Regions from separate parts of the Homo sapiens genome. Here region 2 is linked to region 1. A link is an interaction called in ENCODE POLR2A ChIA-PET data of the cell type or tissue named here. Cell type or tissue: OCI-LY7. All regions are shown on one strand. Links, peaks and the distances in the headings refer to the core of each region. The heading gives the core; the rest is flanking DNA.

Region 1 (5,379 bases), core at 54-5,053:
GCCTGTAATCCCAGCACTTTGGAAGGCCGAGGTGGGCAGATCACAAGGTCAGGAGTTCGAGACCAGCCTGGCCAACATGGTGAAACCGTTTCTACTAAAAATACAAAAGTTAGCTGGGCATGGTGGCACGTGCCTGTAATCCCAGCTACTTGGGAGGCTGAGGCAGGAGAATCGCTTGAACCTGGGGAGGTGGAGGTTGCAGTGAGCTGAGATCACGCCATTGCACTCCAGCCTGGGCAACAGAGTCAAACTCCGTCTCAGAAAAAAAAAAAAGAAAGAAAAAGGAAAAACATCTATATCTATATATAAATTAGATGGGCATGGTGGTGTGTGCCTGTAGTCGTGCTACTTGGGAGGCTGTGATGGGAGGATGGGTTGAGGCTGGGAGGTGGAGGTTACAGTGAACAGAGATCACGCCACTGCACTCCAGCCTGGGTGACAGAGCCAGACCTTGTTTCAGAAAAAAAATAAAAAAAGAAATAAAAAGGAAAAAAAAAAAAAGAAAGCTCTGTAAGTAATTGGATTTTTGTGGTTCTCTCTGAATTGGTTCCAGAATCCCTTTCCTAACACGTCCGTGCATAATTTATTTCAGTATTCTCTGCACTTCTGGATTATTTGGAATCCTACTCTTACTTAAGGCAAAGCTGCCACACCTAACACACCCTAAGAGGAACTCTATCTGCAATTTCCCATCTGCTCCATCCTCTTTCTTGGATTAAGACACTTTTTGCAGTCAGCTTCATTTTGCTTCAAGCTTTGCTTGTAAGTGACAAGGGGTTATCAGGAAGCAAGTAGGAAAGAGATTAGTCTGAGAGCAGTGGATGAACCTGGAGTTGAGGCAGACAATGTGAACAACAGCTTTTGATCCTAATGAAAAACAAACATAAGGTAGCAAAAGTGGGAAGGAAAGGGAGAGAACAGGTGAGGGGCAGCAGCCTTTTGAGGCTTGAGGATAGACAAGAAAGCTGGGGTAGGAAGGTGAAAGTATGTAGCAGGTAAGACTAAAAGCAAAACAGAAAAACCCAAACTTCTGAATTATTTAGGGATAATGGAACATGGCTCGTTTTACTTTTTTTTTTTTTTTTTTTGAGATGGAGTTTTGCTCTTGTTGCCCAGGTTGGAGTGCAATGGTGTGATATTGGCTTACCACAACCTCCGCCTCTGCAGTTCAAGCGATTCTCTTGCCTCAGCCTCCCAAGTAGCTGGGATTACAGGCATGCACCACCACGCCTGGCTAATTTTGTATTTTTAGTAGAGATGGGGTTTCTCCATGTTGGTCAGGCTGGTCTTGAACTCCCAACCTTAGGTGATCCACCTGCCTCGGCCTCCCAAAGTGCTGGGATTACATGTGTGAGCCACTGCGCCTGGTCTCTTTTTTCTTTTTCTTTTTTCATGTTTGAGATGGAGTCTCGCTCTGTCAGCCAGGCTGGAGTGCAGTGGCACAATTTTGGCTCACTACAACCTCCACCTCCCAGGTTCAAGTGGTTCTCCTGCCTTAGCCTCCTGAGTAGCTGGGACTACAGGCATGTGCCATCATGCCTAGATAATTTTTTGTATTTTTAGTAAGATGGGGTTTCGCCATGTTGGCCAGGCTGGTCTTGAACTCCTGACCTCAGGTGGTCTGCCCGCCTCGGCCTCCCAAACTGCTGGGATTACACGCGTGAGCCACTGTGACTGTGCCCGGCCCTGCTCTTTTTACTGTCTACATGTCTTCAGTAACACCCTTTTTTTTTTTTTTTTTTTTGGAGACAGAGTCTTGCTCTGTCACTCAGGCTGGAGTGCAGTGGCACGATCTTGGCTCACTGCAATCTCCACCTCCTGGGTTCAACCAATACTCCAGCCTCAGCCTTCTGATTAGCTGGGATTACAGGTACCCGCCAACATGCCTGGATAATTTTTGTATTTTTTTTTTTTTTAGCAGAGACAAGGTTTCACCTTGTTTGCCAGGCTTGTCTCTAACTCCTGATCTCAGGTGATCAGCCCTCCTCTCAGCCTCCCTAAGTACTGGGATTACAGGTGTGAGCCACTGCACCCGGCCTTAGTAACACATTTTACACCCTAAGAAGTAGAGGGCCAAGACCAGTCTTCTTAGTTTATGGGCAAGGACACGGTGACTGAGAGTTAAGTTGTATGAAGATACATGATTATGTGATAGATGAGATACCAGAACCAATTTCCACATTCTGCTGCCAAAGGCACTTTCTGCCCACCCAGTTGCACTGCTTTCCTTGACCTTCATAGAAGTAATTTTTTTCCCAAGGATCTTCTTGCCTTTGCAATTGGTTTCAAAGGTCAGACTCCAGCACATACCCAAGAGTAATACAGATGAGGGTTTCTTTTTTTTTTTTTTTTGAGACTGAGTCTCACTTTGTTGCCCAGGCTGGAGGCTGGAGTGCAGTTGTGTGGTCTCGGCTCACTGACTGCAACCCCGCCTCCTGGGTTCAAGCAATTCTCTTGTCTCAGCCTCCCGAGTAGCTGGGCCTACAGGTGTACCACGCCTGGCTAATTTTTGTATTTTTAGTAGAGACAGGGTTTCACCATATTGGTCAGGCTGGTCTCAAACTCCGGACCTCAGGTAATCCACCTGCCTCAGCCTTCCAAAGTGCTGGGATTACAGGCGTGAGCCATCACACGCGGCCTGGGTTTCTTATAAAGGTCTTTTACCTGCAGCAGCGTAGACAGGCAATTCATATTACAGAATCCACTTTATACTACATATGTGCTCCTGCTATTTGTGAATACACTGAAACAGATTTCTCCACATAATTAACAATTTAATTACAAAGGTCTTGGTGTGGTAGCTGACGCCTGTAATCTCAGCACTTTGGGAAGTCGAGGCAGGCCGTTCACCTGAGGTCGGGAGTTCGAGACCAACCTGTCCAACATGGAGAAACCCCATCTCTACTACAAATACAAAATTAGCCAGCATGGTGGCAGGCGCCTGTAATTCCAGCTACTCGGGAGGTTGAAGTAGGAGAATCGCTTGAACCTGGGGGTAGAGGTTGCGATGAGTCGAGATTGCGCCATTGCACTGCAGCCTGGGCAACAAGAGGGAAATTTCCCTCCGTCTCAGAAAATAAATAAATAAATAAATAAAGTCTTTTATCTTTGTTACTGCAGAAGGTATATTTTTTTCTCAAGTTTAACTCAGGAAAATACTAAGAACCAGGGCATGGAAATGTAATTTACAGCTCTCTGTGCAATTTATTGTGGCAGTCCAGAAGAATTTTATTTTTTGAGACAAGGTCTTGTTCTGTGACCCAGGCTTGAGTCCAGTGGCATGATCATGGCTCACTGCAGCCTTGAACTGGGCTTAAGCAATCCTCTGGCCTCAGCCTCCTGAGTAGGTGGGCCTACAGGCATATGCCACCATGCCTGGCTAATTTTTAATTTTTTTTGTAGAGATAGGTCTCACTGTGTGTTGCCCAGGCTTGTCTTGAACTCCTGGCCTCAAGCAGTCCTCCTGCCTCAGACTCCCAAAGCGTTGGGCTTACAGGCATGAGCCACATGCCCAGCCCAGAAAAATTATAGCATCCTATTTTCTTCTCTCCTGAACTCCAGTCAGTTCCCAAATGTAATGTATATCTGTGTGTTGCTCCCCCTGTATACTGTGAGCCCTTTGAAAGCAGAAAGCATGCCTGAATTATCTGTATATCCCAATGTCTGGCACAGTGTCTGCCAACAGTCAACTGCTCAAGTAATATTGTTGGTTAATGATCATCATTTTCAGCTGGATACCCAACGGGTCCTCCTCTGTCTTGGAGAGCACACACAAGGCTGCAAGTAGGGCATGACCCTGAACCCCAGGGCCTAGCCCTTTCAGTACAGCACAGCTAGAGCCCTGCCTGAGCAATGCTGTTGCAGTGCCCCCACACTGTAAAGGTTTATTTTCCCTTACCTTTCCCCCAATAATTAACTTGGAACTTTCTCTGCCTCAGGAAGTGCTTAGGGCCCCTTTCCTGGAATGTGTCCTCCCATACACACAGCTGAGGGTTTTAACCATCCTAAGAGAAGATGCCTGTCTTTCCTCCAGGCATGCCCCCAGGGAACAGAGACAGATCCTAACCTAGCAACCAGATGATCCTTCCTTTTTTATTTGAGATGGAGTTTCGCTCTTGTTGCCCAGGATGGAGTGCAATGGCGCGATCTCGGCTCACCACAACCCCCACCTCTCCCTGGGTTCAAGTGATTCTCCTGCCTCAGCCTCCCAAGTAGCTGGGATTACAGGCATGCGCCACCACACCCAGCTAATTTTGTATTTTTAGTAGAGATGGGATTTCTCCATGTTGGTCAGGCTGGTCTCAAACTCCCGACCTCAGGTGATCTGCCTGCCTCGGCCTCCCAAAGTGATGGGATTAGAGGTGTGAGCCAACACACCCGGCTGATCCTTCCTTCTAACTCTTCATTCCTGGGGCACTCCCATTGTAAATGGCCTGAAGAGGGACAAAAATGTCATTCTGGACACACATTTATCCTTAGCAAGAAGAGAAACTTGACATTAGGGTAACACTATACATGACATCAGTGGATAGATCCCTTCATATCATTCTGTTAGTTATTTGAAAATGACTTTCTTTGTTGCCTTTTAATCTTTTTAGAAAATGACTTTCTATTTATGTACTGATTACTGCTGAATCTTGATTTTCTACTGCTCTTAGGGCACAGGGGAGAATCTAATTAAACCATAAATGAGTACAAGTGTAAATTCTAGGCCCTAAAGAACAATTTGTTCCCAGAAATACATTTCACCTCTAGAAGCTTCCCTAACAATTTGGGTGGAAAAACACTTGTGAGGGCAGGAATTCAAAAGGGCCTCATGGGGCTGATTTTACACATAAGGTTATAGAGTTATTTTTTAATACAAAATTTGGTCCAATATGTTGAATCCAAAGAGAAACGTTAATTCTGGAATATCTCTTATGTAAAATCATTTATCACTTAGCTTTTTCCTTGTCCTTGCAGAAACAAAATAAACATAACTGAAGAAAATCTCCTAGGCCGGGCACAGTGGCTCACGCCTGTAATCCCAGCACTTTGGGAGGCCGAGGCAGGTGGATCACAAGGTCAGGAGATCGAGACCATCGTCTCTACTAAAAATACAAAAAATTAGCTAGGCGCAGTGGCGGGCGCCTGTGGTCCCAGCTGCTAGGGAGGCTGAGGCAGGAGAATGGCGTGAACCTGGGAGGTGGAGCTTGCAGTCAGCGGAGATTGTGTGCCACTGCACTCTAGCCTGGGGGACAGAGCAAGACTCCACCTCAAAATAAAATAAAATAAAATAAAATCTCCTGCAGAGTGAGGCTCACTTACCTGACTTTTCACATGACCCCCACTTTTCCTTCCATAGCTAAGGACCTATGTGGCAGGAGTAGGGATGGAGGC
Region 2 (5,379 bases), core at 209-5,208, 54 kb after region 1:
CCTAGTTCCTCTACTTGATGAGGTGCCCTAAGGGTTAAACAAGCCCTGAGGCAGGAAGTCAACACCAGTCACTCCATTGAGGTGTTACTACCACTAGCACTTTCAAGCACAGAGAACAGCTGCTACCCCTAAGTTTAGAGTGACAAACTACTTGAGTAGTGCAAACAGAACACTTTTATAATATTGAATGAGATTAAAAGCCATTGTGCAACCTTCTCTACCAAACAAAACAGGGAGTCAAACACTTGGCTTGAAAGAAGGCTCCCTGGGAATATCTACCCCCTATCAGCAGCATCAGGAACTGCCAGACAGGCCTTCTCCTCTGGTCCCAGTAGGTACAACTCTAGGAGCCTTTACAGTCAGGGGCACCCTGAGAATTCTGCTTTTTAAAGGGTCACACTCTTTTCTCACCTTAAACAGTTTCAAATTAAAAGAGATGACCCTTAGCCCTGTATTCTCTAGCTTCAAATAATGCCAAAATGTAGTCATAATATAGCCTAATCCAGGGGTTCCTTTCACCAGATGACCTATGGTCCATCAAAGTAAATTTACCAGAGCAAAATTGTAAAATTGTCTATGATTTTAAAATGAGAAGATAGGCCGGGCATGGTGGCACATGCCTGTAATCCCAGCACTTTGGGAGGCCGAGGTGGGTGGATCACCTGAGGTCAGGAGTTCGAGATCAGCCTGGCCAACACGGTGAAACCCGTCTCTACTAAAAATACAAAAAATTAGCCAGGCATGGTGGCACTTGCCTGTAGTCCCAGCTACTCGGGAGGCTAAGGCAGGAGAATTGCTTGAACCTGGGAGGCAGAGGTTGCAGTGAGCCGAGATCATGCCACTGCACTCCAGCCTGGGTGACAGAGAGAGATTCTGTCTCAAAAAATAAAATTAAAAATAAAAATAAAAATAAATAAAACGAGAAGATAATCTGAAGATCAGTCACTAATGACCTAAAAGTGAAGAATTCTGTTTTCTCTGGAAAGATTCTCCATTTACTTCTGGACTCCTGTTGAGGCTCTTTTCACATTCAAGTAACAACCCTGGAATCCCTAGATGGGTGGCTGACCCCAGGTGGATTTTATGAGGCTAAGGGGAAATCCCTGGATGAGTGATTGGAAACTATTTCTTGGCCCAACAGACATGAGCAAGACGTCTTCCCCTCTGTAAATAGCACTAGACAGTGGGATTTGTCGTGGAGGGAAGGGGGCTGTAGGCACCCCAAGAGTTCAGAAATCACTGTCCTGAACACCTGACTACCTCTCTTAAAAAATTAAAGCTAATATTTAAAACTGTTCTGAATTGCACCAACAAACATCTTAAATAATAGCTTTTAATCAAGAGGACACAGTGTAAAAATGACGTTTCAAAGCGGTGGGGAAAAGTTGTTAACCATATGGGGAAAATAAGGTAGATTCACACCTCATATCTTACACAAAAATAAATTCTAGATGGATCTAGGAGTTAAATGGTGGATGGAGAAAGAACCTTAAAGTAATAGAATAACTCATGGGAGAATTTTTTTTTTTTTAACAATCTTGGAGTGAGGAAAGTCTAAGGATGTCATAAGACACACAAGTCATAAAAGACTGACAAAGTCAACGACATAAAGTGCAAAGCTTCTGCATGATAAAAGAAAAACACATCATAAGCAAAGTCAAAGACTAAAACAAATAAACAAAAATAACTAAGAAAAATACCTCCACTTCATACCCCAGAAGGCTTTTCTCCCTAATACACAAAGAGCTCCTATAAATAAGGAAAATTTTTTATCAGGGCTTTTCTCCCTAATACATAAAGAGCTCTTATAAATAAGGAAAATTTTTTTATCAGGATCCATCCAGAATATCAAAGATTTAATCAGTTTATGAGCAATCAATTCACAGAAAAGGAAATACAACTAGCTCCTAAGCATATAAAATAATCAACCTTACTTACAATAAGGGAAATAAAAATTAATATTGTAGTGAGATACTACATGTCCTGTCAGATTGGCAAAGACAGAAAAGTTGGATGAAGGATTCTGCTAGCAGGGAGTGGGGAAATAGGAACTTTTATACACTGACAGGATACAGACTCATATAACCTCTAGTGAGGGCAATTTAGCAATGTCTTTCAAAATCTTAAGTGCACAGATCAGCTTACCAAGCAAATCCATTTCCAGGTATTTGTACTGCAGATATTCTTTTTTACTCACTTTTTTTTTTTTTTTTTTTAGAGATAGGGTCTCTCTATGTTGCCCAGGCTGGACTTGAATTTCTGGGCTCAAGAGATCCTTAACCCCCTAAGTAGCTGGGCCTACAGGTATGTGCCACCATAACCAGCTGTCACGTGGGTATTCTTTCACATGTGCCAAATGATATGTGTATAAGAATATCCAGGGCAGTATTATTATTATTTTAGTATTAATTGGTTTTAACAAAGGACGGCAAAACCCTAGATGTCATGGGTATGGGGTTTCTTTCTGGGGCAATAAAAATGTTCTTGAACCTGCTTGGCAATGTAGTGAGACCCAATCTCTACAAAACATTTAAAAATTAGTTGAGTGTGCTGATGCACACCTGTAGTTCCAGCTACTTGGGAGGCTGAGATGGGAGGATTGTTTGCTTGAGCGTAGGAGGTCAAGGCTGCAGTGAGCTATGATTACACCACTGCACTCCAGCCAAAGCGACAGAGCCAGACTCTGCCTCTTAAAAAAAAAAAAAAGAGTTCTTGTATTAAACTACTGAATTATATACTTTAAAAGGGTGAGTTTTATGGTATGTAAATTATATCTTAATTTAAAAAACTCTCTTAAAAACCCTAAATGTCCATGATTAAATGTCCTGGTTAAATCAATTATGGTTTACCTACATAGTGGAGTACTCTGCAGTCATTAAAACTAATGAGGCAGTTTTAATCATACTAACTTGGTAGGATATATGGTCAATTAAAAAAGAAAGGTGCAGAATATTATGTACATTATGTTCCCAAATGTGTGTGTGGGGGAAATACACACACACACATATATACACACACACACACACACACACACATATAAATGATGTGTGTGTGTAAATGTATAGAACCTAAAATGAAGCACAGGTAACCAGTAACACTAGTTGCTTCTGGGAAGAAAACAGGGTGACTGGGGAACAGAGGAAGATACACAATTTTTTTTTTTTTTTTTTGAGATGGAGTCTCGCTCTGTCGCCCAGGCTGGAGTGCAGTGGTGCAATCTCGGCTCACTGCAAGCTCAGCCTCCCAGGTTCACACCATTCTCCTGCCTCAGCCTCCCGAGTAGCTGGGACTACAGGCGCCCACCACCACGCCCAGCTAATTTTTTGTATTTTTAGTAGAGACTGGGTTTCACCATGTTAGCCAGGATGGTCTTGATCTCCTGACCTCGTGATCCGCCCGCCTCGGCCTCCCAAAGTGCTGGGATTACAGGCGTGAGCCACCACGCCCGGCTGATACTCTTTATTTATATGTCCTTTTGTACATTTTGAAATTTGTGCCACATGCATGTAAGATCTAATCAAAAAAGAAAAACAATTAATAAAACAAGGAGAAGAAGGACACAAAATGAAGTACAAGAACCTCAAGTCAGTTTAGCTGGGTGTGGTGGTGCTTGCCTTTAGTCCCAGCTACTTGGTAGGCTGAGGTCGGAGGATGACTTGAGCCCAGGACATGAAGGTTGCAGTGAGCCGTGATCGTGCCACTGCACTCCAGCCCGGGCAAAAGTACCAAACCCTATCTCAAAAATAAAATAAAATTTAAAAAGAACCTCAAGTAAGGCTCGCTTTCCTTAAGTATACTAAATATACCAAATACTCAGAACTTTTTTTTTTTTTGAAGAGACAGGGTTTCATTATGTTGCCCAGCCTGGCCTTGAACTCTTGGGCCCAAGCGATCCTCCCCTTTCAGTCTTCTGAGTAGCTAGGATTACAGGTGTATGCTACAGTGCCCAGCTAAATACTTAGAACTTTTTTTTTTTTCATTTTTTTTTGGTAGAGACGAGGTCTCACTATGTTGCCCATGCTGGTCTCGAACTGCTGCACTTAAGTGATCCTCCACCTTGGTCTCCTAAAGTGCTGGGATTACAATTACCATGCCCAGCCCTTAGAATATTTTAAAGCAGCCTACTGGCCTGGAGAATAAGCCACATCAGCTGTCTTAAAAGAAATACTGTATCTTTTTTTTTTTTTTTTTTTTTTTTTGAGACAGAGTTTCTCTCTTGTTGCCCAGGCTAGAGAGCAATGGCGCAATCTTGGCTTACCACAACCTCCGCTTACCGGGTTCAAGTGACTGTCCTGCCTCAGCCTCCCGAGATAGGATTACAGGGCCACACCACCATGCCTGGCTAATTTCGTATTTTTAGTAGAGACAGGGTTTCTCCACGTTGGTCAGGCTAGTCTCGAACTCCTGACCTCAGGTGATCCGCCCACCTCAGGCTCCCAAAGTGCTGGGATTACAGTCAGGAGCCACCACGCCCGGCCAAGAAATACTGTATCTTAAAAACAGTCTGAATTTAATTAAGTTCACAGCAAAACTTCAAAGACCTCCAAGGCAGAGATATAACAGTGTATTAATTTTTTTTCCACACAGAGGGAGAAAATCTAAGCTCTCATGAAGAAACATAATTGGTTGCAAGAACAGATATTTCAGGAAACCCAGTTCAGCAAATCAGTTTTGCCTATTTAAGATATTCTGGGCTGGGCACGGTGGCTCACGCCTGTAATCCCAACAATTTGGGAGGCCGAGATGGGCGGATCACCTGAGGTCAGGAGTTTGAGACCAACCTGGCCAACATGGTGAAACCCTGTCTTTACTGAAAATACAAAAAATTTAGCTGTATGTGGTGGTGGATGCCTGTAATCCTATCTACTCGGGAGGCTTAGGCAGGAGAATTGCCTGATCCCAGGAGATGGGGGTTGCAGTGAGCCAAGATTGCCCCACTGCACTCTAGCCTGGGCAACAGAGCGAGACTCCATCTCAAAAAAAAAAAAAAAAAAAAAAGATATTCTGACCAGTAGCAATGGAAGAAAACCAAACTTCACCCTTAGGAGTCATAAAACAGCCTGGCCAACATGGTGAAACTCTGTCTCTGCTAAAAATACAAAAAAAATGAGCCAGGCGTGGTGGTGCGTGCCTGTAATCCCAGCTACTATGGGGGCTGAGGCATGAGAATCTCTTGAACCAGGAGGTGGAAGTTGCAATGAGCTGAGATTGCACCACTGCACTCCAGCCTGGGTGATAGAGTGAGACCCTGTCTCAAAAAAAAAGAAAAAAAAAAGTAATAGAACAGGATTTCAAAGACTGCGCAAACTGAAATTTGGTATGTGGCCACTATTACAAATGTTTTTGTTTCCTCCTTTATCTGCTTATCTGTTCTTTTGC

Evidence for each region. ChIA-PET counts read pairs that join two places held together with the same protein. Peaks named below come from ENCODE experiments on the same cell type or tissue, not always from the same donor. Only the 100,000 strongest peaks of a DNase experiment are listed, where the experiment ranks them.
Region 2: POLR2A ChIA-PET joins it to region 1 with 15 read pairs; 9 of 35 experiments call an interaction of 5 or more read pairs at or near these places.

What each region holds. Positions count from the first base shown.
Region 1 is chr6:42,868,778-42,874,156 of GRCh38, reverse strand. No RefSeq gene overlaps it. Among named protein-coding and RNA genes, the nearest start is that of RPL7L1, 8.1 kb to the left of the region's middle. In OCI-LY7, for the core only: no CTCF peak of the experiment used is centred there; a DNase peak (open chromatin) is centred at 2,416; H3K27ac peaks cover 1,121 bases.
Region 2 is chr6:42,814,805-42,820,183 of GRCh38, reverse strand. All of the region lies in intron 2 of BICRAL (BICRA like chromatin remodeling complex associated protein), which reads right to left. Among named protein-coding and RNA genes, the nearest start is that of BICRAL, 35 kb to the right of the region's middle. In OCI-LY7, for the core only: a CTCF peak has its summit at 275; no DNase peak of the experiment used is centred there.